3 separate regions of the Homo sapiens genome follow, and all the other regions are linked to region 3. Evidence: chromatin loops called from intact Hi-C (ENCODE). Cell type or tissue: endothelial cell of umbilical vein. All regions are shown on one strand. Links, peaks and the distances in the headings refer to the core of each region. The heading gives the core; the rest is flanking DNA. Region 1 holds the start of LOC105374890 (a long non-coding RNA gene). Region 2 has its middle 26 kb from the start of TGILR. Region 3 has its middle 31 kb from the start of PRP4K.

The links. A loop is a pair of places that touch in the nucleus more often than their neighbours do. Peaks named below come from ENCODE experiments on the same cell type or tissue, not always from the same donor. Only the 100,000 strongest peaks of a DNase experiment are listed, where the experiment ranks them.
Region 1: a loop joins it to region 3, with 11 times the contacts of the local background. A loop is called at or near these places in 4 of 110 quality-filtered maps.
Region 2: it touches region 3 in a loop (4-fold over the local background); 7 of 110 quality-filtered maps call a loop at or near these places.

What each region holds. Positions count from the first base shown.
Region 1 is chr6:3,405,631-3,416,179 of GRCh38, forward strand. It overlaps SLC22A23 (solute carrier family 22 member 23), which reads right to left. Exons shown (of 10, transcript NM_015482.2): 2 at 10,122-10,225; 3 at 4,558-4,712. LOC105374890 (a long non-coding RNA gene) reads left to right here and starts at 5,070. Exons shown (of 3, transcript XR_926397.3): 1 at 5,070-5,281. RefSeq lists silencers at 4,137-4,357, 7,405-7,699, enhancers at 5,029-5,173, 7,757-8,256, 9,321-9,822 and a cis regulatory region at 5,094-5,107. In endothelial cell of umbilical vein, for the core only: a CTCF peak has its summit at 5,442 (motif pointing right); a DNase peak (open chromatin) is centred at 5,461.
Region 2 is chr6:3,880,943-3,890,796 of GRCh38, forward strand. No RefSeq gene overlaps it. Among named protein-coding and RNA genes, the nearest start is that of TGILR, 26 kb to the right of the region's middle. In endothelial cell of umbilical vein, for the core only: CTCF peaks have their summits at 4,844 (motif pointing right) and 6,683 (motif pointing left); DNase peaks (open chromatin) are centred at 3,229 and 6,559; H3K27ac peaks cover 2,034 bases.
Region 3 is chr6:3,985,043-3,995,591 of GRCh38, forward strand. No RefSeq gene overlaps it. Among named protein-coding and RNA genes, the nearest start is that of PRP4K, 31 kb to the right of the region's middle. RefSeq lists an enhancer at 5,705-6,204. In endothelial cell of umbilical vein, for the core only: a CTCF peak has its summit at 5,984 (motif pointing left); DNase peaks (open chromatin) are centred at 2,199 and 5,939; H3K27ac peaks cover 296 bases.

The sequences.
Region 1 (10,549 bases), core at 1,072-9,071, 580 kb before region 3:
TTTTTTACATATATAGCATAGTGCTGATGCTTAAAGATCCTGTTGACTGAAATAAGTTGCAAGGAATATTAGTTCAGGGAAATATCAAAGTGTAAAAATATATGGGATAGTGAGAAAGAAAAAGCCATCCAACACCAGCACATTAGAAATTACTCAATCACTTCTGTCATGTGAAAAAGGGATCAGCACCCCACCCAGAGCAAACTCAAACTCTGAGTCTATTACCAGTTAAGTCAAGACTTGGCTTCTATTTTTGCAAAGTAATCAGTAACTGAGTCAGCTGTGAAATTCCTGGTTGCTCCTTGATCTTGTGTAACATTTATCCAATCATTTAGGCTGTTTGGGTTGAAGGAGGGTTATTACAATAAGAACATCTTTGAGAGACTTTTTCAAGAAAATTGTTCATTGTTGGGGGGAAAAAACCCTTCATTTGCCCACAGGAACTAAGGTTTGGTCTGTCAGCAAAAGGTATTGTTCATTATTTCAAACTGGGAAAGTGTAGCTGGTGGGGGGCAGTTAGAAGTGGAGAGGGGAAAAGGTAGAGATCAAGTTAGAAGAGACACTTTTAAACAGTATTTTTTATTTAAAAAAATTCTCTCCCACAGGACTTACTACATCCAACATCAAATCAACTTAAAAAACCACCATCTCTCATGGCTCCATTTGAAGAAAGACACATCCTTCACAGTGCTATATTACCTTGTCTGTGATATTATGGATCCTGGTTAGGAAAAGGATTCATACCACAACCAATCACGTCCGCCTATGCTGAGAAGTGTCCATTTCTTTAGGCTGAAAATAAGACTGTACTTTCATAAACAAATAGGAAAATGTGATCTATTGCTTCTTTTCTTGGTCCGTGCCCCTCGCCTTGCTAAGTCAGTTTTTCGACTGCCTGTGTGTGTGTGTGTGTGTGTGCGCGCATGTGTGTGTGTGCGTATGTGTGTCCAGAGGCCACTGATCCAGTCCAAGTGTATTTAGAAATTAGTTCAGTGGCTCACAAAGGTCTTAGAGGCCACTACTGTGCTGGGGAAATCCATTGAGCTTGGCTTGTTCTCTCTTGCTCTTGCCAATGTGCACTCTGCTTCCATGCAAACACTCCTTAGGAAGATGCCAGTAATCTCTATTTTATGTACTAATTACACAACCACATCTCCCTTTGGCGACTTGAGGGAAACAAACATGTAAAGTGTAGAGTATTTAACTGGGATGTACTTTAGAAAAACTCCAAAGCAGAAAAAAAAAACCTTCAGCAGCCTTGCAAATAAAGCAGAAAACTTCCACAAGTCAGCAGCATTTCTCAAAATGAAGAGTCCACCCTTACGGCAAGCCATACAAGAAACTAAAACTGCAAAAATCATTACTTTCCCTACTTACATTGCCAAGCACCTGCAAGACTAAAAAAAGAATGCTATCCAGTTCTGTTCTGAGAAAGCACAGGCCTTTCCAGCAGATGCATTAAGTGAGATAAAAACCTTATGGTTGGAGGAAGAAAAGAAGTTGGGGCCATTACAAATGTAACTTCCAAATAATCAATGTCCCAAAGTTTTAAACTTCCCTTTAGAGTTAAGAAGTACTTCAACCCTGTGACCTGGCTTATCAATAATTTTCTTCAAGTAAAACAAATTTCCAAGCATTACCTAGGCATAAATACTACTGTGTATAAAATGCTAGCAAGTACATTAATATGGATATTCAGTGACTCCGCTTTTTGACTCAGCTTTATTGACTGGGAGTTGCTGTCTTAACTTCTTGTCACCAGCCTCTGCCTTCTCCTAAGACTGCCATGTGTGCAGAGACATGGGTCACCCCAACCATATCCTACCCCAATCCCACCTGCCCATTATGACTATTTCCTTTTTAAATTCTCCCTTTATTTCCTTTTATTCTTCTCTCAGAAGCTTTGCTCTTTTGCCATCTCTCAACCAACTCTCCTAAATTTTCATTGTTTAAATATCTCAACAAACTCCGAGTCATCATTCACAGCCCTTTGGTTTAGTTTAGTTGTGTAACCCCAAATACTTTATTAGGTCTAACAGTGGGTCAATCACTTGTTGATACTTGGGACATTTTCACTGCAATGGCATTTGTCATGATGTTTGTTTAATTTGTGGTCCCTATCTAAGAAAACATGACCATTTATGCCCTGCTTTATTGCAGAAAAAAACCTAAGGCTGCTTACACTAAATAACATACACACTAAGATACACACAAAATAACACAAATTATGGAGGAAGAAAAATGGGACAAAGCAGACATTAAAGTAGGGAAGTTAAGATGAAACTAGGAGAGAGGTCAGAATTTAAAGCTTGTGTTATCAGGCCCACACACAAATATTTACATCAGTGGTTGAAAAATTATGGCCCACTGGCCAAATTTGGCCCACCATCTGTTTCTGTAAATAAAGTTTTATTAGAACACAGCCACACCTGCTCATTTACATATTCTTTATGGCTGCTTTCAGGCTACAATGGCAGAGTTGAGTAACTGTGACAGACCATATGGCCTGCAAAGCCTGAAAAATTTCCCACATGGAAAAAGTTTGCCAGTGTCTGGGTTATATGATTCTGTGCCTAAGAGACTGGAGGGAAGCAATCTCCTAGGGTAAGTACTTTCTTTGAATGGTTCTGAAGTAGAAGAGAACCTTCTGCTATAAACAGCTCACTATGTAATCTAATGAAAACACATCTTCAACATAATATTTTGTAGTAAATATAACAACTGGCTTCAGAGGTCAATGGCATGATGTCACAGTGCAAGTCAGTAAAACAATTCTATGAATATGTGAGGTGGAAACAATGCCGTTCAGGTACAATTCACTCCTGGTCTGGCTTCATTCATGGATAGTCTCTCCAGATGGCAAATGCCAGTTACACAGGTAGCCCTTCCCTACCCTCCTTCCTTGACACTGGCAGACATGGCTAATGGATCAAGGTGTTCTCTTCTGCTGAGCCCCAAAGTCTCCTCAGAAGTCTTCTCCCCATTCTCTGGCAGCTTCAGCCAGTCATTAGTAATTGGCATGCAAGATAAAACCAATACACCATCTTTGCGGTAAGGTAATTTTCCATGAACACTCTCTTGCCTGGGGGTGGTGAGGCTGAGGTTATATTCTCTGCAGAGCTCCTGAAGCACAGCTATTCCATTTTGTCCTAGTGCAGAGCTGTCCCCTTTTATGACCATCCACGTGAGAGGACTGGACTGCCCTCCCCCTGTGAGAATGGAAGCCTGACAAGGACGGCTGCCCAGAGCAAGGGTCCCGGCGCACTTGCACACATGTGGGCCAAGGGATTGCCTGAGGGCAGGACCAGGAGGCTTCTCCAGAAAAGTGCTTAGACCTGTTCCTCTGCACAGACTGTCAGGGGTCAGGGCCATAGACAACGGCACAGGCATTTTGCCTGGGGAGGTTCAAGCCCAATACTCGCATTATTTATTCAAAGAAACAAGTTCCCCAAACACCATCACCCAGGCCCACTCATCTTGTCATGCATATCTTCCTAAAGAACTTCCCAAGAGACAAGGGTTCTAAGACAAATGCAAGTAAACTGGAAAAGGTGATTTCTAAGAAACTACAATTCAGTTAAACATTGATGACAAAACGGCCAACTACGGATCTAGAAGAATATACCGGTAGCCTTTTTCTGTGTCTGCTCCTTCCTGTGACAATAAAACTATGTCCTGAATGGATTATATTTCTAGTGGAACAAAAATTTTAGCTATCTAAAAGAAGTCTTTAATATGCAAATTTAAGAGAATTAGAACTATTCTTATGTTGTCACACTGGAAATTGCTACTTAATCTATACCTGACTCCTGTGCGTGTGGTCAAAGAAAGAGAAAAAGACAAAATACATGGTAAATCTTACAGTATTCCCAACAGATCTTTCCACAAAGTGACTAAAAAGTATAAAGCCAGTAAATAAGTAAAATAACCACGCCTAAAACTCTTCTTCTCCTTATGGGTGTGTGGTTGTGTTCTAGCAAACACCACCTACAAATAAGTGAAACCTAACTATATTCAGCAGAGTTAATACAGCCAACAGACAAGATAGATCAATGAAAGAAATGTCTCACCCTCCTAAAAAGACCAAATACTAGCTAATGCTGTCATTTACTTTTCCAGTACCAATGCTTAGGTCTCAGTTCCAGACCACTTAAGGACACAACTGTGGACATGAGAATGTGGAAAGTTTGGATTCTGTGTGGATACCCAATTATGCACCAGATAGAAGCACACAGGATGTCAATGCAGACAATTCTGAAGAAAACCGAAAGCCTCTCCATATCAGGAAAGAACCGATCGCCACTCCTCCAAGCAGTTACGCAACCTCCCGTGTCCTTTGATGTGCACTGAGCCCGAGCTGGAGATCAGGATTGAGTGAAATGTTTCACGGCATCACCTGAAAAGCCTCTTTCACAACACTTGAGGCCTTTAATGTTTGTGTTTCCACAAAACTGCCAGCCCACACGAGCAGCATGCACAGTATCTTTCCCAGAACCTCCCAGGCAACAATACTTTTGCTAAATTCTTTCAAGACTAGTCGTGAAGGCTCCTACTTACGTAAAGCATACAAGGTGAGAATGATTCCAGCCAGGCAAAATCCTTCAAAGAACCTGAGTGTGCTGAACATTGTCACATTCACTGACAGTGCCACAGTCAGTCCAAAGATCAGAATGAAGATGATGGAAAACAGCAGCACAGGCCGCCGGCCGACCCTGCATATGGAGAGGGAAAAAGTTAGGAATCATTGTGAAACAAGACAATGACGCTAGATGCTGAAACCCGGTGTCCAGCAGGCACTCAATATATGTTGAATGAGTACTGGGTAAAAAGTCCTGTGCCATCTATACCCACTTCACTAGATCCTAGGCTACTATGGGTAAAAAGGGAGATTTAGCCCAACCCCCTAATTCTCGAGATAAGGGAGCAGAGATCAACCAATTACAGAGTAAGAGAATTCAGACTTGAGCCCAATTCCTGTTGCTGAGTCTATTTCTGAGTGTATAGTGATATAATTCAAGGCAAGGGGAACAAAATTAATAATTCTCCAAACAGGAACCTTGATACACCCAGCATAAAAAGTCTTGAGAAATCGTTGACCTTTGGGATTGGATCAAAAGTCAACATGGTCACCAAGCAAAGCGGCTTTGTTTCCTCTCCCCAGGTTGTTAACTAAGTCAGATACCTGATCCTACACACAGCCTATCCGAGCCAGGGCCAAGCCATCTGTCAATTTGTTTCAGCTACACGACGAGAAGTAATTTTTAAGGGATCACACACTAAGGTAAGACAGCGTGAACTTTAAATGCCCAGTGACCTGATAGTGAGCTGACAGTGCAGCCCCTCGGCTGGACTGAGAGGCAGGGAGCCCAGGCTGTGATGATTCTCTGGAAACGGCCACAGATACCCTCAATTCGTGGGTTCTGGAGCTGGCCAGTTTCAGATCAGTGACCACTAGGGGGCGATGTGCTTCTAGAGTGCCTGGGAGGACAGTAGAGGGTGGTCCACAAGAATGGGGAAGTCACCAGTTCCTGTGGCCCCATGCTAACTTTCCATCTTTCCTTGATTAACCGATTAGAAATAAAATGGCAACAATAACTCTCCATCAAACACGATTGGCTTGGTCTAAAGGATAACTCAGAGAAATGGGGGCAGAGTGGATGCTATTTGCCAGGAGAAAAAAGGGGGAAAAATCCAGACCTCCTGTCCCCAGTACCACAAAGGGTAGCTGAGGGGCTCGAACTGTCCTAGACGTGTTAATTACAAGACATCTACATGCAAGTAAAATGCCCAGAAAAGACAAATATACAGAAACAGAAAGTAGATTTGTGGTTGTCCAGGACTGGGGGGTGATGTTTCCATCATCCTTTGAGGGGATGGGAATGTTTTAAATTCAGAGTGTGGTGATGGCTGTACAACTCTGCAAATATACTAAAACTCATTCCATTGTGCACTTAAAATGGGTGGGTTTTATGGGATGCAAATTATATGTCAATAAAACTTCAAAAAAAAAAATTAAGGCATGGCCTTACCCTATAGAGATAGATGGAATTTTAAGAAAATACAGGGAAAGGAACAACAGGATGAAATTACACTCAGAACTTTTAGTTCTAACCATTCCCATCAGTCACTTTGGTTTAGTGAAACAAGGCCAAGGCTAGGAGCTCAATGTAAGTCAATAATCTCACCTGGAGATTTTAGCCATTACTTTCCCTTGTCCAGTGCTGGGATCAGGAAGCCCTTACCAGCAAAGACTGTGTAGCTGATTTTGTCCAAATCTAACTCATTGACAAAAATAAATTTAAAATACAGCTTTAGTCATTCTCCTAAAATGAAGAAAAATGAACTAACTCTAACATTTTGCATTACCCTTGACTTTCCTGGTCTGTGAAATGGGGATAAGCATCCCACATTGTGGAGTGTTGAGATCCTTCACTAGGGGGGATGATGGGCACAGATGCAACGCCTGGCGCAGAGGAAATAATGCAATGTTGTAGTGCTCATTCCTTCCTGCGTTTCCACGTCCCTGATGCCTACCAAACATGGTTTGCTCTGTTCTGATATTTTAGAAAAGATGTTCGATTTTTTTAAGCGTGCTGCCTCCCGAAAAATGGTGGCTAAAATCAACAAGTAAAACTTATCAAGGTCTACAGGGCAAACACTGTCTTTGAAGTCAGAGTGTGTTGGTTCTGAATCCAGGATCACCACTTCTGAACTATGTGACCTTGAGTAAGACCAGGCTTGTTCAAACGAGCCTGGAGTTCCCTTTGGTAAGGGCCAATTAATGTCTGCTTCATAATGTTATCGACAGGAGTGGATATGAACAAATGCTTCAGCAAGCGTTCAATACATGTTAGTTACAAGCATGGATGGTTCTCCTAGAAACTGGCTCCCAGGGCAGAACCCTCTCAGAGAGGACTGATAAAGCCACAGTCCTTGTCCGTAATGCAGAGGACTTTATCACTTAGGATCTGTGGTGGGCAGAACAATGGTCCTCAAATCTGTCCATGTCCTAATCCTCAGAACCTGTGAGTATTTTACCTTTCATGGCAAAAGGAATTCTGAAGATGAGATTAAGCTTAAGGACCCTGAGATGAGGTGACTTTCCAGGTAGGTCCAATCTAATGACAAGGAAAACCTCCCCTGGCTCCAGGGAACCAGAGAGGTAGTGGTGTGAGAAGGACTTGACTTGACATTGCTGGCTCTGAAGACGGAGGATGGGGCCATGAGCCATGGAATGCAGGTGGCCTTTAGAAGCTAGAAAAAGCAGGGGAGCAGATTATCTCCTGGGTCTTGCAAAAAGGCATGCAGCCCTGCTGACACCCCGACTTTAGACCAGTGAGACCTTTGTTGGACTTGTGAACTGCAGAGCTGGAAGATCATTCATGTGGGCTTTGGAAGCCACCAAGCAGGTAGCAATTTGTAACAGCAGCCATAGAGAACCGACACAGGGTCTCAACAGGAAACAGAGGTCCCACTCAAATGAAGTGACTGGAGGAGATGGTAATAAAGGGATTATTTACAGAAGAGTAAACAAGCTGAGAGGGAACCCACAACAGACGGTGTTTGACCTTGCGGCTCTCGACAGCAGGGAGTAGGGGAAGGATGGTCCTGGCCCCAGAGAGAAAGAGGTGCTGTGTGGAGGTCATGGACAGGAGGTGGCTGGCCCCTCCAACCTGGCAGAGAGCAAGCTGGGCATACAAGTGCCTGACCTCACTCTCTTCTCCCCTGAGGATCTACAGCTGGTGCTCCCCACTGGCCACACTCGGCCAGGAGCTGGCGGGCAAGGGGTCCTCTGTGGAAGCCCATACTGGCCAGCTTCCCAGGGCAGGCTGGGGAAGGGGGCAGAGGGCTGCTGCAGTAACAAACACAGCGAAGAAGTGAGCGCATCCCTGGGGCCACTGGCCATCGGCCCTCCCACCCACCTGAGCTAGCAGATTCTATACCAATACCCAGTGAACATCCCCAGACAAAACTTGGTGTCAAAAATGTAACTTTTTGAAGAAAGAAGTGTACTACTTAAATGTTACTAAATGCTGACTGCAGCCTTAGGAAGCATATTGTATGACTTGATCCACTTCCCCTGCAGCCATGAAACAGGGCCCATAGCCGAGAGGTCTGGAGTTCCCTTTAAATGGGTTTATTTCCTTTTAAGCAAGGCTCAAGCAGGGAGTCAAATGCCAGAAAATGGAGTTGGAAAATACCAAGCTTTCAAACTGAAAGGGAAGGCCACTCAAAATGTTCAAAAACTACCACTCAGGCAGCCTGCCCCTGATTCCCGGGGCACCCCCTCAATCTTGCCCATCTGAGGAGGAACCTCAGAAAAGCAACTGCAGAGAAATGGTTTGCGATGTCAGACTTCTGGTTACTCTAAGAGCAAGACCCAAACTCTTTTGTCCTCAGGCCTGGTGTGTGATCAGGGAGGCCACATCACATGTGTGTACAAGAAGAAAGTTAAGAAAACAATCTTTAAACAATTTAAACTGTTACAGACTGGTTCATTCATAAAAGTCGATTTTTACTTTTCTATTAAATTATTTATTGAATAAGGACACTACAACCCCAGTTGAGTTTGCATTTTTTTAGAAAGACAGTGACATGGATTATATTAGTATATTTTTCTAACCTATTTCAATGTAGATTTCTGGGAAACGGTATATTTTAGACCAATATAGCCCACACTAGAAACCTATGAACTCAAGTATTTGGTTTAAAAAAATAAACCCTGTGTTGCCTCTACCAAAGAAAGCCCCCAAGAGGTCCCCTGCGTAGGTCTCCAGAGGTCACTGACTGCTTCTCTGTTGCTGTCCACAGAGAACGTGTCCATGAGAAGCACTTGCAAATCATGATGAGGCAGATGTCAAGCACACAGGAAATCACATTACATGTCAGCTCAAGGAACTCCCAAATACACGCTGGGTTTTGGAAGAAATTTTCCACATGTGTAATGTGACCCTCTGCTGCTGTCCGCCCAGGCACTTGCCTTGGCCAGCATTCTCAGTTAACTGAGGTGCAGAGGTCACAGAACCTATAGAATTTGTTCCATATCACTCTGGGCCCTTATTTCCTCAAGGCCAAGATGTCTCGATTCACCAAAAAAAAAAAAAAAAAAAAAAATCCTTTAAAGATAAAAGAATGTAAGCTGGGGAGACAGTTACACTACGCCTCTCTCCTGAGCAATCTCGCTACTTGAAAAACCTGTCAACATTGTGCAACTGCCTCCCTGCTTAGACACCTCACCGCTGCTGCCCCTGTGACCACAGAATGCCTTAAATAAAAGCGCTGCAGCATCCTGGTGGAGGGGCAGGCTCTGAGGCCACGTGGTGGCTGAGTTTCAAGTTCTGGCTCTCCAGCTTAAAGCTGAGTGAACTTGGAGATTTTACTTACACTTCTCTGCTTTTTCAACTGTAAAACACAGGTAATAATAGCATCTCCTATTCGGGGTGTTGTAAGGAGATGTTAATGTATGGAACTACTTAGCACAGTGCCTGCTACACGGTAATCTTTCAGCTGCTAATGTTATCATTATTGCATATGCATTCTCACCTCTGGCCACCACCCTCCCCTGCCCACAGCGCCCATCTGTATTACCGAAATGCTCTTTATCACTCAAGGTGCAGCTCCCTACAGACCCCACAGAGGCATCTCCTGGCCAAGGACTGCCCCTCTCCAAAATCCACGTGACATGTAGAGGAGCTAATCAGCATTGCCTGACTCATTCAGCTCGCATGGGGGAAGGGTCTTTAGCTTCCCCATCCCCTATTTTTTAATGCATCTTCTGCAGCTGCCCCTTAGTGCATCCACCTCCTGCAGCCCTGCACATAAGTCTTCAAGCTCTTTCTAATGAAACGTCAAAGGTTAGAAGTAGATGGGGCTGCAGGCTGGTTTTGCTATATTCTAGAAGCTAGAGAATTGCGTTGAATTTAAATTCACACTTCCAAATGATCTGCTACATGCATGGGCCATTTCTCCGAGCTCTGCATTCTCCACGTGGCAGCTTTGGCCTTCTGCTCTGGCACTGGGAAAAGACAGTCATGGTAAGCTAACACTGACTATTTTTCTTTAGCCAGCAAAGGCGTGCTGTGGCCTCCAAAGGTTCGTGCGGCGGGCATGTTGGTACTCACCAGTCAGCAATGCATCCAGTTATTAGGTAGCCAAAGATTAATCCAACCAGTAAGGAGAACTTAGCGATATGGACCTTCCAGGCATTATCACACACAAGATCCCACTAGAGAGGGGCAAATAGAAAATAAATCAGAGAGAAACATACACAGAGCTAGTCGTACTCAATTATAAGGGCAATACAATAACCCTGCAGGGACCACCGCACCGTTGCCAGTACCATGCCATATACACCAGTCAGAGTCTCTTCCATGGTTTTGAAAATCCAATGAGACATATAATTTGCCCACAAAAGGAAATGTAACATTTTAGTCTGGGACAGATTATAAGTCTGCAAAGAATGACGCAGGAAGTCTGGGGATGTGTATTCTTCTGTCCCAACCACCACGGGAAATGTAAACTGAGGCAGAGGTGGGCAGCCACGGAGACC
Region 2 (9,854 bases), core at 368-8,367, 110 kb before region 3:
CCAGGGATCCAAGCACACATCAGTGGGGTCTCCCGCAGGGTCTCACCAGGCTCAAATCGTCATGCTGCCCAGGGCTGCAGTCCTCTCTGAGGCACAGACTCCCCTTCCAAGCTCACTGGCTGTTGGTAGAATTCAGGTCCTTGTGGTTGGAGGATGCAGGATCTGAGCTCCTGGGGCAACCTGCTGCTCCCTGCCCGGTGGTCCTCTCCATAACATGCAAATCTTTGGGGACAAGGGAGGGGGTTTCTGCTGCTTCAAATCTCTCCTCAGGAAGCCCCCAGGTAAGGGGCCTAGTTAGGGCAGGCTCACCCTGGGAAATCTCCCTTTTGCTTAACTCCAAGTTAACTGATTAGGGACCTTCATTATACCTGCAAAATCCCTTTATCTTTCCCTAATAAGTAACCTAATCACAGGAGTGAAATACCGTCAAGTCCTGTCCACACTCAAGGGGAGATTCTCGAGAACATGCTCCAGGAGAAGGACTCGCAGGGTCATCTTAGAGTTTGCCTAATTGAGTTACAGATTCCCACTACCTTACTTTTTAAGTTTTTAAAACATCATGTTAAAATACACAGGACATAAAATTTGCCACCTTTAACCATTTGGAAGTGGACGGTTCAGTGGCACTGAGTACATTCACGGTGTCGTGCAGCCACCACCACCATTTCTCTCCAGGACTTTTTCATCTTTCCAGATGGAAACTCTGTACCCGTTAAACACCAACTCCCATTCCCTCACCCCTGGTGAACCCCCAGCCCCAGTTTCTTGTGCACTTGTTTTCTCCAACACACATGGTGGCAGGAGAAGACTGAGATAAAACTACAGATTCTCCTGCCTCACTTCTCACACTTGCAATTTTATCAACCGAGTTTCTTGAGCAACTCAAAATAAATATGCATCTGGGCTTGTTCTTCAAAAGACTTGTGTAGCCAATCCCTACTAGGCTGGGACTGTGAGCTCTGGCTGGCCCCTGTGCTGGGCTCAATAGAGAGGAAAAGTCAGATGTTGCAAACAGGTCACACTGCTTTGCCGAGACCAGCTCGGTCAGGGAGACCCTAATCCAGCGGCGCTAGAGGAATTAAAGACACACACACAGAAATACAGCACGTGAAGTGGGAAATCAGGGGTCTCACAGCCTTCAGAGCTGAGAGCCTTGAACAGAGATTTACCCACGTGTTTATTGACAGCAAGCCAGTGATAAACATTGTTTGTATAGATTATAGATTAACTAAAAGTATTCCTTATGGGAAACAAGGGATGGGCCGAAATAAAGGGATGGGTTCTGGCTAGTAATCTGCAGCAGGAGCATGTCCTTAAGGCACAGATCACTCATGCTATTGTTTGTGGTTTAAAAACGCCTTTAAGCGGTTTTCTGCCCTGGATGGGCCAGGTGTTCCTTGCCCCCATTCCGGTAAACCCACAACCTTCCAGCATGTGCGTCATGGCCATCACGAGCATATCACAGTGCTGCAGAGATTTTGTTTATGGCCAATTTCGGGGCCAGTTTATGGCCAGATTTTGCGGGGGGGCCTGTTCCCAACACTGCTTGATCCCATACTCTCTCCAACCTCACACATAGCATGCACTGAAAGCAAACTCACAAAGTCAGCAGCATGGTACATTTCCTTTAATTTAGGAAAGGAACTGAGTCCAGACTAAATGAGGAACCTCATGCCTCTCTGGTGTCTCAATTTCCCACCTAACTATTGGGATCTGCAAAGTCAACATTTTTAAAGAATCACATGCTCCTTGTATAGACGGAAGGAACACACCAGAAGAACCTGGACAGGTTTTAATCCTTTGAGAATTAAAGTCCCAAACTGCACCAAAAAAGATAATTCTGCAGTCTTTCTGGAAGCTTCTCTCCTCATAAATCTGTTGCCATTTAACAGGGTGATGAACATGACATTGATTCTAGGGTTTCCAATAGACACAGTGGGTCATAGGTACAATTTTGCTCCTTTCACTCCGGGAGTCTTAGGCACAGCTGTGTCCAAAAGGATTTGCTGCCCTTTATTTGGGTTTGCAAGGATGTTGTATTTCTCTGCATTGCAGATTTCCACAGCTTTGTGAGCAAGCCATAATTATTTCCAGACAAGATGCTGGCTCAGATGACTGCCTCATCCCTAATGTGGCTTCTCAGTTTCGCAAGAGGAAAACCCAGAACTTTCCTCCCTGTGCCTTCTGTGCCTCCTGGTAACGTGGCAAAGAGAAATCACAACTAGGAAAGAAGTCGTCATTTTAGGCGATGATAAAGCATTCCCAGAATAAAATAACTTGTTCAAATTCCAAACCCACATGTATAGAAACTATAATTTTTGTTTTGTTCTGTTGTTTTTTTGAGACAGAGTCTTGCTCTGTTGCCCAGGCTGGAGTGCAATGGTGTGATCTCGGCTCACTGCAACCTCCGCCTCCCGGCTTCAAGTGATTCTCCTGCCTCAGCCTCCCGAGTAGCTGGGATCACACACACATGCCACCACGCCTGGCTAATTTTTTATATCTTTAGCAGAGACAGGGTATCACCATGTTGGCCAGGCTGGTCTCAAACTCCTGACCTCATGATCCACCCGCCTCAGCTTCCCAAAGTGCTGGAATTACAGCTGTGAGGCACCACGCCCGGCCAAAACTATAATTTTCTGTGTGGATGGCAACTTTCTTCCACAAACAGAATAAGGGGTGATTGTGCCAATGGTTTCTGCTCTTGAAATATACCTGGGTCTGGAGGCAAGTCTGCAATGATAGAACATTCAGCAGCCCATCTGTGTGTGAAAAGCCTGCCATACGGCAAAGAACGAGCAAACTGGAGAACCACACCAACCCATTTCCATTCCCCAGCCCTCTGAAAACCCACAAAGAGAAGTTCAGTTGGGCAGCTAGAGCTTGCTGGGAACTAAGGAGTCCACTGAGTGACCATAAGCACTGAAGAGCTTGCATTTGCATTGGCTTTCCTTAAAGATTTGGTTTTAAGTAGCAAAACAAATACAAATTCAAGAGACATCTTGCTTAAAAAAAAAAAGGTGGAGGGGAAGGTGGTATTTATATTGCCACGTCAATTTTTTAATGCACTTTAAGATGAAAGAAATGTCCATTAAAACAGGGAATAATAACCAGTCCCTAAAGATCCATTTGCAGCTCTTTTCACTTCCTCCAGAGTGAAAGAAATTCCAGTTTCATGATGTCACTGCCTTAGCCAGATCTTTCTGAGGATGCAGCTGCTCAGATGCACACAGGTTCTGTTTGTGCAGTTTCCTCCTGTGTTTCCCAGAGGCGAATGAGGAGGACGGGCCATGGCAACATTCAACAAGCTGGCCTCACCCAGCACATACACACCTGCCATCTCTGCAGTTCTGACCTTGGCTAGCCTCACTCCACTGTCTAGCTTTAAGCCCCATCTTCATCTTTGAGCAGTGGCTGGAAGTTACAGCTGCAGCAAATGTGCAGAATATGAAAAGAATTTAGAATAGAATTAGACCAGAAACGATGTTGTTAAATCCAGCCATGTGCTACAGAGACCTGGCAAGGTTGCAGGCATGTCTAAGTGTACAGAAGCAGGTGACATATGACCGAATGTAGGGGCCAGGACTAGGAGCTGACCTTTGCAAGACAGTGACTTAGCAAGTACAAAATCAACAAAAATCATCCTGACCTCTCTACTTCTAACTCCTGCACCCAAGCTAACATCCCTGCTCATGATGCAACCTCGGCCAGCTGGTAAGGAGGCCCCAAAAATTCACTTGAAAATTCAACTCCAAATTTATTCGGAATCTTTTTTTTTTAGTGGGAAAATGACTTGTAATCCTGAAAAGAGACAGCATTAAGTGTAGAAATGATGAAGATGAATCAAATCTATTTCTGATATCTTGGGGTTAGGAGGTAATCTGTGGATATTTGGCCTTTTCCTTATTTGTTACATTTAAGAGGATTTTGTGTGCTGGAGTGTCAGTCAAACTTGTAATTCTAACTTAAACTGTGGAGCTAAAAAGTTGATGTAGACTATAATTTTATGTTGATATTTTAAGAGAATTTAAAATTTATTATATGTCTAGATTTTGTTATATTTACAGGAATTATTACTTAAGTACTTGGGAAGATTTTTCGTTGTTGTTAATCAGACAATTAAGGAAGTCAAATGATTACATTTACAAAGGCTGTTCAAAAAGCTTAATGCAATTAGTGTTTGTTGATGGGACCAAAGTTAATCAAAGGCTCCCTTTAAAAAGTATTAAATATTACTAGATTAATTTTAAAAAATAATATTTGCAGGTTGAACGGCATGTAGAAATGACATGAAGAACACTGCCAATGTGTTAATTAGACAACATTTACCAATTCTTATTATGAGAGTATTTCTTTCAAGGCACTTTACCAAATATCACATTTTCTTTCATTGAAAGGATCGTTTCAGCCTTGACTGATGTGCACGTGCTCACAACAGAGGCGAAGGGCCGTAGAGTGAAGGCCCAAGGCTGCCACTGGTTAGCCTGTGGACTCGAGTCTCAGTTTTCTCATCTGTAAAATGGCATAATAATAAATACATCATGCAGCCAACGGCAAGGACGGGATGAAATGTTGTGGGTAAAGAAAGCCCCCTGCCAACTACCTGGCCCATGGCAGGCACCCCACAGACAGTGCTTGTGATTGTCACCTCACTGTGAGACCTACAGTAATAGTCATGTAATACTCTTTTCCTCTGGGCCATTGTTTTCTTGGATTATATTGACAACTTATATTGTAAGGAAATCTCCCAGAGTGACCCTGTTAAGATGTCAGAAATATCATAGCACATGTCAGCTTGAAGCCCTTTGATGGCTTCGTCTTGGTCAGAAGAAGAGCCGAGGTCAGACTGTGGCCTCCAGGTCCCCCAGCAGGTGGCTCAGTGCTTTCCTGGGATACACTAGGCCCTTCCATGGCAGGTCTTTGTGACAGCTGTTCCCTCTGCCTGGAAGCTCTTCCTTAAGAATTCTGTGTGACTCACCTCTTCCACTTTCAGGCCTCTGTTTGAATGTCACCTGAGCCCCCTGTTTAAAACTGCACCCCACCCAACAGGCCAATCCCAGGAATAAGTGCATCCTTTGTGTCAAAAGGGGTGGTCTGAAAGCTTAAGAAATGGTAAAAGGATTCTCCTCATGGCTTATACTTTGTTGCTAGGCTGCAACTTTTTTTTCTTTTGAGACAGAGTTTTGCTCTTGTTGCCCAGGCTGGAGTGCCATGGCACGATCTGGGCTCACTGCAACCTCCGCCTCCCAGGTTCAAGAGATTCTCCTGCCTCAGCCTCCCGAGTAGCTGGGATTATAGGCACACGCCACCACGCCCAGCTAATTTTTGTATTTTTAGTAGCAACGGAGTTTCACGATCCTGGCCAGCCACCGCGCCTGGCCTGCAATTTGTTTTTAAGTCCTCTTATGAAGTTCAGAGACCAACGATCCTTCTCTTGTAAATTGACAGTTGTTTGCTGCTGTGTTCCTAATATCTAAAACAGCGCCTGGCACCCAGAAACAACCAAGGATTTGAAGGAAAGAGTGGGCCAAGACTCAGGCAACGTAGGTTTTTATCCCAATTCTGAGACATGCCTGCTTTGTGACTTTGTAGAAATCATGACCTTCTTGAGTCTTCATTTCCTTCTCTCCAAAACGGACCTAACAATCTGTCTCCTGGTGTCTTGAAGGGGCTGCAGGCAGGATAGAGATGTAAGTGCACATGTATTATAAGGCCCTGCAGAAACAGGACGGATTATTGTCATTAGCTGGTGACATTTGCAAGGACTGCCTACATGCATACTGTTTTAAATGCTTTTGAATTGGGAATTGTCTCCCCTGTGGCCTTTGTATGAAACGAGATTCTACATCAAGTGTGACAAACATCTCCAGCACCACTGAGTGTTCGGCCCTGTGGCACGACATGAGGAAGGGGGAAGGATGGCCCATTGCAAATTTTCTCAAGACTGGTGAAAATTGGGGTCAACTGGAATATTCTGGAGATCTATCAATGAGGCCAGATTAGCATCATTGGAATTTGCCTCATCCTATAAATTCCTGGGCAGCATCCTCTTGGAAGGATTGTATTGAAGGAAAGAGACTTGATAAAGTACATTACTTCTGATAATACAACAATCCCATGAGTAAGCGCACTCCTTGCGTCCAAAAGGTGGTGAAAAGACTTCCACAGGATTCTCCTCATGGTTTATACTGGGTACCTCAGTCTGCAATTTTTTTTTTTTAACTCCTCTCATGAAGTTCAGAGACCAAGGATCTTTCTCCTGCAGATTGACACTGTTAATCACAAACAAGCCCAGGGTTGTGTTCAGAGACAAAGTCAGTGTGACCGGTGACTGTTACAGCAATACAAAATAATGGCAGCAGTCCCACTAGCCGAGGCCAGCATCGAATAGGGCAAGTTACTCAAACACGTCACCCTAGCGACCACTCCAAACACCTGTGCTTAAACTAACTTAGGGAGCCCGGTTTTGCAGGATGTGCAACCACGTTGTGCCCCCTAGGGCTCACCAGACTTTAGTACCTAATGCAGCTACCCTCACCGTGGCCCAGGTTCCCAGGGAAATAAAACATGTAAGTTGCCAATACAGGAAACAGAAGTCATCCTCATTGCTCTGCAGGGATTTAAAAATTACAAACTTTTCATTAGCAGGAGCTAAGAACAAGAGATGAGTGCCATCTTGTGGAGAGACCCACAGACACGCATGGAGTTGTACCCCAAGTTCTCTCCCAGTGCAAGCATTCCCCAAACTCACCCCCTCTTAACCATCTCCTGAGTCAAATGCACTTGAGCACATAGTGCACAGTGCTCTTTCAACTTTTTCAAAATAGCAACAGTTTAACAGCTAATAACCTTAAGCTCCCTCACAGCAGCCTGAGGCCTACCGGAAGCTCTCTAAGGACGCTGCACCATGTTGTCCTCCCATCACCGGGCAGCCCATCTCCTCAGTTTGTTGGCCTCCCAGTTGGTAGAAGAGAGAGGGTAATGGTCCTTTTGCTCATGCAGCCTCTCCCCCTACTTCAATGCTCACCATTTGGTTTCATGAGAGAAACCTTCATTACATATTACACATCACATAGGTGCTGGGGATACCAAAATAACAATGACAGGCTGGCAAGGGGTCGGGTAAACAGACATGTAAGTGACAAGCGCTGTGATTGTGCAGAGCAACAGGGCAGAGAGCTGAAGAAGGAGGGAGAGAAGTCCTGGGGCTCTGTCTACAGAGCAGCCATCACTGAGGGTGCGCCACTGCCCCCCGTGTTCCCTGGGGCCCCAGCAGACTCCTTTGAGTGCTAGTTGGAGCAGGAGCTGTGGCCACGTTGACCAAGACCGTCCTCGAGAGGAACCTCTGCCCTCCTTGGCGAGGCTGGTCTGGGTGTGGACACTGCTTTTCCTCTTAGTTCTTCTGAGGCAAGGTTTTCCAGTAGAAATGTTTACTAGGTGACTAAAGGAAAAAACAAAAGCAAACAATGAAATACAGGGGCATATAAAGGCTAGCCTGCAAACAAAGGTGCCACACCCCAACATGACAGACACTAAACTCCAGCACAGGCCAGCCTGACGAGGGTGGCTTCTTAGTATGTGAATCTCTTTGCCATCTTCACCTCATACCTGTGTCCAGGGGCACGAGGCCAAGCTGCAGACAAGCCCAGTGAAGGCAGACTGGGCTTACGAGACTCATGGCCTACTGAGACCTGCAGTACATTCCAGAAGCTGCTTCCTAAATTCTGCTCTCGGGCGGGCTCGTGGCATCCACACCCCGGTTTCCACTGCAGTCTGCCCATCCTGGCCCTGAAAGTGGAAGGTCTTCCAGTTGTTGTTGGCTTTGTTGTCATTGTTTTTAAGGTCAATGGACATTTGAGTTGCGTCTGAATTTGGCAAAGATTTATTTTGGTTATGCTGGTATGAAATCTGTTTTCTAATTTATTGTATTTCTCAATCTCATCTCAAGGGGAGATATTGTGAAATATATATTTGTTCTTCATCCCGTTTCCTGGCATACAGCTCCTAAAATCCTGGGAATCTCCAAGTGTCTTTTTATAATTGACTTTTATGATGTCTTTTCATATGCTAATGATTGACTGATGGCTGGGCTCCCTAGACTGTTTAAGGAAAGTCTGTTCTCCAGAAAGACCAAGGCAGGATTAGAGGTTCAGGACTTCCAGCTCCAACCCTCAATGTCCAAGGAGTGGAGGGAGCTGGGGGTTAAGTTGATTACCAATGGCCAGTGGTTTTGTCAATCATGCCTACATAATGACGTGTCCATAAAAGGCCCAAAAGAACAGAATCTGGAGAGCTTCCAGGTAGGTGATCAGGTGGAGGTTTCCGGAGGGTAGCAAACCCCTTCCCCCATACCTTGCCCTACACATCTCTTCTTCTGTATCCTTTGTAATGTCCTTTAAGTAAACTGGTAAAGGTATTTCTCTGAGTTCTGCGGGCCACTCTAGCAAATTAATCAAACCCAGAGAGGGGATTGTGGGAACCCCAACTTGAAGCTAATAGGTCAGAAGTTCCGGAGGCGCAGAATTGTGACTAGTGATTGGGGTTAAGGATGGCAGCCTCAGACACTGAGCACTGTGAGATCTGACACGACCTCCAGGTAAACAGCATTGTAGTTGAATTAGAGGACACCCAGCTGGTGTCCCCTGAAGAACTGCTTGCTTGTTTGCAGCTGGGGAGAAATCTCCCGCATTTGTTCACAGAAGTCTTCATCTGTGTTGATTGTTGTGTTGTTGAGTGAGAAAATAGGAAAACGCACTTGCAGCTTTTGTGTTTTTTCCACACTAACACCCTGAAAAAAATGAAATCCTGTGCCTCCCAACCAACTGAACCAATCCCCTCTTGGCCAGGGGTATCCCAGGGAAATGAAAACTGAGTTCCCCACCGTGACCGTTGGGAGGTCGGACAGGCCCCTGCTAACCCCCCTTAGGCTTTCTTCCCTAAGGTTAAACAGAAACCAGCCCTTTGGAAAGACCACCCAGATATCAACCAACCACCTACCACTGCACCTCTTTTGAAGTTTGGACGAAACAATCCACCAGTATTCCTTCCTGATAAGAGACCACCAACCACAGAGTGGTTCCGGCTGGCCTACGGAGGATGCACAGAGAGGGTTTTTGTGTTCCCTCTTCATCTTTTGATGTCAGAGGGCGAATACTCAACCCCATCATGTTGACGCTGCCATTTTTTGAATGTAGAGAGGCATCGTGCTTGGTTGCGCATTCGCAGGTTACCTCTCTCATAAATATTTATGATCCTCCTGTAGCTTATTGAATATGTATATTTGGCCACCCGTTCAGCATAAATTCCTTATTCTTCCCACCCTTGAAGTGTCTGTTTCTGGATTCTGGCCGGAGGCTATGCTTCCTGCCTGTCAGAATGGCCACCTGGCAGGCTGCAACCCTTTATAAGAAATGAAGCTCTCCTTTCCAAATTTATGAACCTTGTTATTCTTCCGCTGACACTCCTCTTTATATGGACTTAATTGGGACCGATAAATTTAGTGTGGGGCAACTGGAAATATAATGAAGCAATGATGAATTCTAGAAGTTATCCTTGAGATTGTATTCACTTAGTAAAAATACAGGGCAGAATCGGAAGTAAAGCGGTACTCTCAATACAATGAGTAGTCCACAAGCCATCTAAACAAGAGGTCGCAGTTCTGGTTTTGGAACAAAATTCAGGCATGAGTCTGAATCCCAGCTCTGCTTTTCTAGCTGCGCCTGACTAGTGCAAGCCACTTCGCCATGTGAGTATCTTAGTCCATCCACACCATATAACAAAGCACCGTAGACTGGGTGGCTTATAAGCAACAGACATTTATTTCCCCCAGTTCTGGAGGCTGGAAGTCCAAGATCAAA
Region 3 (10,549 bases), core at 1,414-9,413:
GAGTATTGAAATTGACAATATTTACAATTCATCATTTTTCAAATAGTTTCTAACACAACAGGGGTGCCAATTTTTCTCTATTCATTTTTGCTTTAAGGAATATAAGGAATATATATTTTCCCAAAGAAAAGTTTTTTTCAGCGTTTTTCTTGGTCACTCTTCCATGCAATTATTTTAGGTGGCCAAAAAGTGCTAAAATTTTTAATTTCTCTTCTTCCAAGTGAGTATCTTTCTAAGTATCACTCTTATCACTTAAGAAGGAAAACTTGACTGGGTGCAGTGGCTCACACCTGTAACTCCAACACTTTGGGAGACCAAGGTGGGAGAACCACTTGAAGCCAGGAGTACAAGACCAACCTGGGCAACACAGCGAGACCTCTCTCTCTCAAAAAAACAAAACAAAACAAAACAAAAGAACACCGATGCTTTTTCTTAAAAAAATGACAACAACAACAACAAAACAACTATATGCTCAAGTACCTACAGTCAAATAAACAGATAAAATTAACTAAATTATTAGATCCCACTTTATCTGTGCCATGGCTATGGTATCACCATATTGCCCCTGATCTCCCACTACAGGAAGAATACTTTCCTCATATCCATTTTCTCTTGCCAAAAAGAAAAAACACCTAACTAGGTTTGAGATAAATTTTATTTTCAACTTTTATTAGCCTTTAAGCTAATTTCTAATTTAAAATGAATCATCCACTGGAGTACTTTACCTTTACATCTGGAAGCTATATGCATTAGGCCCACTGAAAAAAACAACAGCCATTGGTGAGTCTACATTTTGTAAGAATGAGATACGATCAAAGCAACTTACACTTCTTCGCTGGAAATTAGTGCCCTCCTGTAAAGACAGCAGTGGATTCAAAATCAAGAACCAGGCATTAAAAGACCAACAAGCCGCAGCTGTTTGAATTTTCCCTTCCTCTCCTTGTGTTCTTTACAGCTCTATCCACTATTGTGTTGCTGCTCAAAAAGCTACACAAAGGCTGGGCGCAGTGGCTCACACCTGTAATCCTAGCACTTCGGGAGGCCAAGGTGGGCGGATCACGAGGTCAAGAGATCGAGACCATCCTGGCCAACATGGTGAAACCCCATCTCTACTAAAAATATAAAAATTAGCTGGGCGTGGTGGCACATGCCTGTAGTCCCAGCTACTCGGGAGGCTGAGGCAGGAGAATCACTTGAACCCGGGAGGCAGAGGTTGCAGTGAGCCAAGATTGTGCCACTGCACTCCAGCCTGGTGACAGAGTGAGACTCTGTCTCAAAAAACAAACAAACAAAAAACAAAAAAACAAAAATCAAAAAAACAAAGCTACACAAAAACTACTCATAAACTACTGTTTGTTATTATCCAGTGACCTCTGTGTTTGATTCTATTGCACAATCCCTATTTTTCCTTCTTTTTTTTTTTTTTTAGAGTTGGGGTCTTGCTCTATCGCCCAAGCTGGAGGGCAGTGGCATGAGCATGGCTCACTGTACCCTCAAACACCTGGGCTCAAGTGATCCTCCCCGCCCAGCCTCCATAGTAGCTGGGACTATAGGCATGTGCCAACATGGACAGCTCACAATCCCTATTTTTAAACTTCACCTCTGGCTCTTAAATGTCATCATCCTGATCTCCAATCACAACCTTCTAGCTCTCTAGTTTTCCTCGTCCATCTACCTTTTATCTCCACTGAGATCATCTTCTCCTCTTTGGTCCTTTCATTTCTGCCCTCTCTAGTCTAGATCTCACTGTGAGTCACTTTGATCACTCTCTGAAATGGCAGGCTCTATTATTACCCCATTTTCCTTTGTTTTCCACTATTAGCCATCCTGCAAATTCCTATACCAAAATCATCTTTATTCACATTATTAAGTGAAGCTGGAAAAAAAAAAAGCACTCCGCTGAAGATCTGATGTCACCCCAAATGCATGGCTCCAGCCTCAGTTCAGCTTTCCACACTGCTTGCAGAAATTCCTTCATTTATCTTGAGTTTCTCCTCTCACTCCCATGGTAGCTTTTCCATTCCCACTGCCTCTTCTCACATTTCAGTAGATGAGAATAGAAGCCATAGGAAGCAAACTTCCTCAACCTCCAGCCAACCAGAGAAACTCCATTTACATCCTGCTTCCTATGACAGAGAAGGATGGGCCCTACCCCCTATCTAAATCTTTCCAAAGCACCCTGGACTCTGGCTCATGCTTCCTGCTTCTGGGTTGCTCTCTAACCCCGCATGTACGTCCACTTTACTGCCCTAAGGAATGCCCTCCTGCATCCTGGCTTTCCTCCAGCTGCCATGCATTCTCCTGCCTTTCATCCAGATTCGTTCAAGAAGCAGGCTGCATTTCATGAATGCCTTCTTTAGGTTGCCTTCTCTGCAGCCAACATGCTGCAAAATGACCCCTATCACCAAGGCAGTGAGAGTGCTCTCAAGAAGGCCACCACACTCCTCACTGCCATACCGAAAAGTATTTCTCCAAGACTTTTCTTTCTTGACTCTTCACTAAGACTTTCCCTCTTTGGCTTCTGTGGCAACATTCTCCCCTGCTTAGGCCTTCTGTGATAAAGTGCTGATGCTGAAGATGGAACAGCCTCCCAGAGCAGGAAAGGGGATCTTTTCAGGTAGCTGCAATGGTTTGAAAACAGTGTTGTCAAGTTACTTTTTCTCTTGCTGACTTCTCAGTAGTTACTCCTTTCCCGAGAGCCTCTATCAGTTTGCCTTTCTACCTAGTTCAGACTCTCTTAAAGTGGTTGGACTAATGTCACTGGTGGTTTGGGACTGGTGTCAGGTGGTTTCCATTGTTCCTGTTTGTTGTAATCAAAATGATCCTCTTGAGCCCTTTTCTCCCTCATGTTCCTTGTATATGTGAAACAGCACTGCTGTCCCTACTGTTACTCAAGCCAGACATGCAGACATCAGTCCAAATTCCCTCACGTTTGTCACCCAGTCCTTCTGTCTTTTAAATTGTTCACCGTAGCATCCAGTAGACTATTAAAATAGCGGAGTGGAAGTTGGGTTAAGAGGGAGATGTAGAGAGATAGTTTTCTCCTCAAGGAAAACCAGGGGAAATGGCCACAAAGATCCTTGAGGGAAAAAGGCCTGATTTAGAGAAAATCAGGTCTTTTTCTGATTTTTCTGATTACTGTACACAGTCAGTAAAGAAACAGAAGTAAACAAAAAACAAAGTTTTAAAGAAGGGTTAATTAACAGCATCAAATACAGTCCTGTGTGCAAGGAAAGTAAAGGAGAAAAAATGTAACTGCAATTATAAAAAAAAAAATCAATGAATTTATTTTGAGAGATCAGCTGCCGCAGTATGATGGGAACTGGATGTCAGAATATAGAAATCAAAAGGAAAATGATTATGAGGAAATGGTGGAGACTGCCATAAAGAACTCACCCATGGGGGAAAACAACAACAATAACAAGAGAAAGAGACAGCGAGTTAGAGCCCAGCAAGGGTAGCTGGGTGAAGGTATAGCTGTTATAATATTCACCTTGTTAAACTCTTAATATATCTAACAACTTGTCTATAGATTTATTTTTGTTTTCCATTAAAATAGTCATAAATCACCCTCTTTTTCCAATATAGGAGAGTCCAAAGGATATTCAGAAGTAAAGGGGAAATGCTAATATTGTCCAGAAAGGTAGCTGAAAAGTGCACATTTATCTATCTCCTTTCCCCAAAATGCACGGAAATGAACCAAAAGTAAAGAGAAAACCATCTGTGTTGAAACTAGGAAATGAAAATAATCTCATACTGAAGACCCTGAAAATTACCTGCAAACTATAAGGGAATCTGGGCCAAGCAAAAGAACTGCAAGTTGGCAGCATTTATCTATTCTGAGTAGAATGCTAATTTCAAAACTAAGTGAGAAGGCTTAGAAGCACCATGCACACTTGAACAGAAGACTGAAGGCCCTCAAAAAAATGAAAAGCACCTAGCAGAGGAACATGTGTACATCAAGAGTATCAGAACCGAGTAGAAAGTGGGATTGCGAGATTAAGTCATCTTTATCCTTTCTGACCCAGAGTTCCAGTCAGGAACACTCCCCAGGATTATTGGGCCTGCTTCTGGGCCATGGTGGTGGCGAACAAGGCCAGTGTTTAAGAGGATATGCTCTAGTTTTAGGGAGAAAGTATTTGGAGACAGCATGTGAGACTATCCACAGTCTGTTATTACCCATGCAGTTTCGAAGGGTAACGAAATAATAAACTGCCAACACTAATCTCTCCAGCACAAGTTCTAAGGATACTAATGTAGCTCCTAAGTAACTAAAGAGAAAGATAAATCCACATTGTTCCTAGATAGCATTTATTGGATAGAATTTCCTTCCTCTTCCTCTCTTCCTTCTTCCTTTAAGAACTAGGTATTAAACACATGGTATGTACCAGGCATTGTGCTAGACACTGGGAATCCTCACACAAAACAGGGCCTAGTGGGGAAAATACAAGTTAAAGTCATACAAGTGTACTAAGTAAGATAAGAGAGATGTTCAGGGCGCTATACCAACATCTCATAGATAGCCTTATGGTAGTCCAGAAGCTTTCAAATGAATAATGAGGACTAAAGAGCCAACAAGGGACCTATGAATTAAGTACATCAAAAAATGGCAGTGGACATGAGCATGATAAACAAAAGCCAGTGAATGCTAAGCTTTGGAAGAATTATCTCAGGGAAGAGAAGACATAAATTATCAAAGTCTTACAAGTCTTTTGATGTGTAAGCCTTCTCTTGTGTTAAATCTGTAATTTCCCTTGGGGCATACAGGGATTTAACTCTAGCTACTGGTCTATATACAGTGGAAGTGGTTGGGGATGTATAGAGGAATATTTACTTGCTCTTACAATGTAACTTCCTCATATAAAAAAGTGTATTAGGGCCAGGCGCAGTGGCTCACTCCTGCAATCCCAGCACTTTGGGAGGCCAAGGAGGGCGAATCATAAGATCAGGAGTTCAAGACCAGCCTGGCCAACATGGTGAAACCCCATCTCTACTAAAAATACAAAAAATTAGCTGGCGGTAGTGGCAGGCGCCTGTAATCCCAGCTACTCGGGAGGCTGAGGCAGGAGAATTGCTTGAACCAGGGAGGCAGAGGTTGCAGTGAGACGAGATCGTGCCACTGCACTCCAGAGCCCGGCTGACAGAGTGAGACTCCATCTCAAAAAAAAAAAAAAAAAAAAAAAGTGTATCAATTTCTTATAGCTGCCGTAACCAAGTGGCTTAAACAACAGAAATGTATTGTTTCACAGTTCTGAAGGCTGGGAATCAAAGATCAAGGTGTTGGGGCAGGGTGGGCTCTTTCTGGGGGCTGTGAGGCAAGGATCCGTTTCAGGCCTCTGTCCTTGGCTTGTAGAAAGCCATTTTCTTCCTGTGTCCCTGTACATTTACGCATATCTCCATGTACAAGTTTCTCCTTTTTTTTTTTTTTTTTCAGACGGAGTCTCGCTCTGTCACCGGGCTGGAGTGCAGTGGCGCGATTTTGGCTCACTGCAAGCTCTGACTCCCTGGTTCAAGCGATTCTCCTGCCTCAGCATCCCGAGTAGCTGGGACTACAGGCACGCGCCACCACGCCCAGCTAATTTTTGTATTTTTAGTAGAGACAGGGTTTCACCATGTTGGCCAGGATGGTCTTATCTCCTGACCTCATGATCCGCCTGCCTGTGCCTCCCAAAGTGCTGGGATTGCAGACGTGAGCCACCGCGCCTGGACAGTTTCTCCTTTCTATAAGCACAGCAGTCATACCGGATTAGGGCGCCCATCCATAACCGTCACCAAACAGAGGGTTAGTTGCTTGCTGCCTGCGTAGTCCAATTAACAAGAGCGAGGTCTGGCATAAAGAAAGCGGTTTCTTCCGAAGCTAGCTTGGGGAAGAGTCGTGAACGTTAGTCCTGCCTTTACATGTGACGTTTTGCTCCCAGAGCAGAAAGTAGGCACTTATCCAAGGCCGGGGAAGGAGTGAGCAAGGGCGAGGGGTCCCCCTGCTGGCCCAGTGCCTTAACTACTGGGTAGCTGAGTTGGTGCCTTCCTGGGCAGAAGTTATAAAAGTGGCCAAGTGGGCGTGCTTTTGACATGCCCTCCTGGTGGGTGGGAGTTCCAAGGCAACCCCTCCTAGAGGGTGAAGGTTCTGAGGCAGGCATGCTTTGGGGGCATAAGCCGGGGGAAAGGGGAGAGGAGAAAATAATTAAAAAATAAACTGAAAAATGAGAGTACTCAGTTACATAATGAACTCATTTTAACTTGATTCCCTCTTTACAGACCTTATCCCTAAATAAGGCTATATTCTGTAAACCAAAAATAAAATCTTAAGATCCGTCAGCCATCTGAATGGACTCCTCCTCTCTGCCAGAGCATTCCAAAGTTAACCGGAAAAACTGGTTCAGGCCATGATGGAAATGGGGGGGTCAGACATGGCTCGTTATACCATCCCCACTTATGGAATTCAGAAAGAGCCAACCAGCATTTAACATCAACACAGAACTTATGTCTAATAAGAAACATTTAGTCTATTCTCTCTGAGGCATGCTATCTGGAGGCTTCATTTGCATAATTTAAAAGTTGGTCTCCACAACCCCTATCGAAACCCAGACATTCTATTGATAACTCTTTTAACCAATTGCCTATCAGAAAATTTTAAAATCTACCTATGACCTGGAACTGCCCCTCACCCTCCATCTTTGAGTTGTGACACCTTTCCAGACCAAATCAATGTATATCTTACATGTATTTGATTGATGTCTCATGTCTCCCTAAAATGTATAAAACTAGGCTATTCCCCAACCACCCTGGGCACATGTTCTCAGGATCTCGTGAGGGCTGTGTCATGGGCATTGGTCACTCATATTTGGCTCAGAATAAATCTCTTCAAATATTTTACAGAGTTTGACTCTTTTCATCAACAATTCTGAGGTGCTGGGGGTCAAGACTCCAACATATGAAATTCGTGAAGCAGGGGACACAATTCAACCCATAACAAGGAGTTACATGTTTTTAAAAGAGAGGTAAAGCACAAGAAAACATATTTGGTCTTTGTGCCAGTTCCAGGTACATGGCTTCTAAAACCCTTGGAATCTCCCGTGTGATAAGATTATCTTCTGTATGATAATGAGCTGACTGGTGCCTGGGGTTGCCTGGATGGCCTCAGGATGAGGGTGGATTGATAAAAGACCTAGGCATCTTTAGAGGCTGGAACTTCTAGCCCCACTCCCAATCTCTTGGGACGGAAAGTTGAGTTAATCACCAATGGCCAATAACTTAATCGATCCAAGTCCACACAACAAATCCTCCATAAAAACTCCTAAAGAACAGGGTTTGGAGAGCTTCCGGGTTGAAAACTTGGAGGTACTGAGGGCTGGTGCACCCACAGAGGGCGTAAAAGCTCTCTGCCCCTCTCCCTATATCTTCTCTTCTGCATTTTTTCCATTTGGCAGTTCCTCAGCAGTATCTTTTTTTTTTTTTTTTTTTTTTTTTTTTTGAGACAGGGTCCTACTCTGTTGCCCAGGCTGGAGTGCAGTGATAACATCATAGCTCACTGGAGACGCAAACTCCTGGGCTCAAGTAATCCTCCTGTTAGCAGTGGCAAATCCACGAGTCTGCAGCAACCTCAATTCTTGCCTCCTTAGGAGAAAGAATTCGTTCGACTGAAGGGCATAAGGCAGAGAGAGAGATGGAGGTAAGTTTTAGAGCAGGCGTGAAAGTTTATTAAAAAGTTTTAAAGCAGGAATCAAAGAATGTAAGGTACACTTGGAAGATAGCCAAGCAGGAGTCTTGAGGAGTTCAAGTGCCCAGTTTGACCTCTGACTTGGGGTTTCATATGCTGGTATTCTGCATGTGCGGTGGCCTGCCAGCACTTAGGAGGGGGCCAATGCACAGTGTGTTTACTGAAGTTGAACAAATGCACATTGAGGCGTTCTTTCCTACAAGTTGAATGTTCCTAGAGGAAGGTCATATACCCGTTAAACTCTGCCATTTTGCCTTTGAGTGCACATGCTTGAGCCCACTCACCCAACTCCTGAGATCATATTGGGAAGCTGCTAGTCACCAGTTTCAGGTGTTTTCTATCTGTTGGGAGACTGCCTTTCCCTAGCACTGGCTGCAACCAATTATTATTTTAAAGAGACAGTTAACAACCACCTGACCATCACCTGATGGTTGCCTAACATTCCTGGTGGTGGAAGGACCCTCTTCTGCCCTGCTCACGTCTAACTACCTGCTCTAATACTCCCACCTCAACCTCCCAAGTTACTGAGACTATAGGTGTGAGCCACCGTGCCAGGCCTGAGCTGTTATCTTTTATAATAAAATGAGAATAATCAGTGCTTCAGGGCTTTGCTGAGTTCTGTGAGGCATTCTAGCAAATTATAGAAACTGAGGGGAAGGGGCCATGGGAACCCCCAAATTTGTAGTCACCTGGGCAGAAATGTGGATCACCTGGGCACCCCATTTACAGCTGACATCTGAAGTAGGGAAGTATTGTGGGACTGAGCCTTTAACTTGTAGGGGTGGATGCTAACGCAGGCAGACAGTATCAGAATTTAATTGAATTATTGGACATCCGGTTGATGTCTAGAGAACTGGAGAAATGGCTGGTGTTAGAACGGACATCACACATTTGGTGTCAGGAGGAAAACACCCTCGGGAGGATTAAGAGGAAGGAAAGGCTTTGACAAGCAGAGGAGGCTCAAGGCATTGAGTTCAGAGTACTCCATGGAGTCAAGGAGGTCTCCGAATCCTCTGGAGTGTCCCCATCCTAATTCACAAAGTCTTGGTTTTTCCTGATTAGGACTTGCACTTACACGACCTGGTGACTAACCAACAGAGTAACTGAATAACCCTACAGATCAATTTTTGAGTTTGGTTTTCAGTTACTTCAGCCTTAGGGTTTTCTGGTATTCTTGGTTTTATTTTTAGAAATAAAAAAAAACAACATAGACTTGAAGGACTTCAATAGCACATAAGAAAAATAAGTTGAATCAAAAGGATGAGAAAGGATTGAAAAAGACTAGAACAATCTTTATCAGAGAATTATTAACCATGTTAAGGGCCAGGCGCGGTGGCTCACGCCTGTGATCCTAGCACTTTGGGAGGCTGAGACAGGCGGGTCACCTGAGGTCAGGAGTTCAAGACCAGACTGGCCAACATGGTGAAACCTCATCTCTACTAAAAATACAAAAATTAGCCAGGTGTAGTGGCAGGCGCCTGTAATCCCAGCTACTTGGGAGGCTGAGGCAGGAGAACCACTTGAGCCCAGGAGGCAGAGGTTGCAGTGAGCCAAGACTGTACCACTGCACTCCAGCCTGGGCAATAAGAGCAAAATTCCATGTCAAAAAAAAAAAAAAAGAGAGAGAGACAGAATTATTAACCATTTTAACAGAAAATCAGAATCTGTAGACATGATATTAGAAATAGTAAGAGGGTTTAACAAGGTGGACAGGTATAAGGTCGTTATACAAAAGTCAACTGCACTTCTTTATACCAGAAGGGAGTCCAGATATAGACTCAAATATACAGGGCATATAAGTGTATGATAAAGGTGTCATCTCAAATTATGGGAAAAAGATTATTCAGTAAAGGTGTTGGGACCTTTGGGGAAAAAAATATACATCTGAATCATACATAAATTGCTGTCAGATATACCAAAGACTTAAAAAGAAATGAAATATAAAAGTATTATAAGAAAGAAAATTGTATCACATGGGGCTAGGGAAGGGCTTTATAATCATGGCGGAAAACCTAGACACCATATGGAATGATTAACAATTTAAAACTTCATTATAACATAACAAACAAAATCAAAGCAAAAACCCTCCACAAAGTTAAGAGATAAAAGACAATCCAAGAGGTGGGGGATTATCATAGTTTGTGATGTGCCTTTTATTGTGATTGAGCTCTGTTTGAATGCCACTTCTAAAACTGTGGAGCGGGCACAGTGGCTCGTGGCTGTAATCCCAGCACTTTGGGAGGCTGAGGCGGGCAGATCACTTGAGCTCAGGAATTCAAGACCAGGCCTGGGCAACATGGTGAAACCCTGCCTCTACAAAAAATTAGCTGGGTATGGTGGCAGGCACCTACAGTCCCATCCACTCAGGAGGCTGAGGCACTAGAATTGCTTGAACCTAGGAGGCGGAGTTTGCACTGAGCTGGGATCGTGCCACTGCACTCCAGCCTGGGTGATAGAGACATACCCTGTCTCAAAATAAAAATAAAAATAAACTAACTGTAAATTTGGGCAAATTCCTTAACCTCTCTGAACCCATTTTCCTTGTGTGAACATGAAAATAACACATTCCCCAAAATTAATGTGAGGATTAAATGGAATAATGTATGTAAAGTATTTAGCACAGAGCCTAGCATGCAGTAAGCATTCAATAAATGTAGGGGAGAAGACGTGCAATATTTGACAAAAACATTTATTATCAATTTATTTAAAATGCATGCTTTAAAAAGAGTAAAATATGTGAACAGTCAGCTTGAATAAGTAGAAATAATGGTGATTAATAATCACATTAAAAAGTGTGTAACTGGCTAGGCATGGTGGCTCACGCCTGCAATC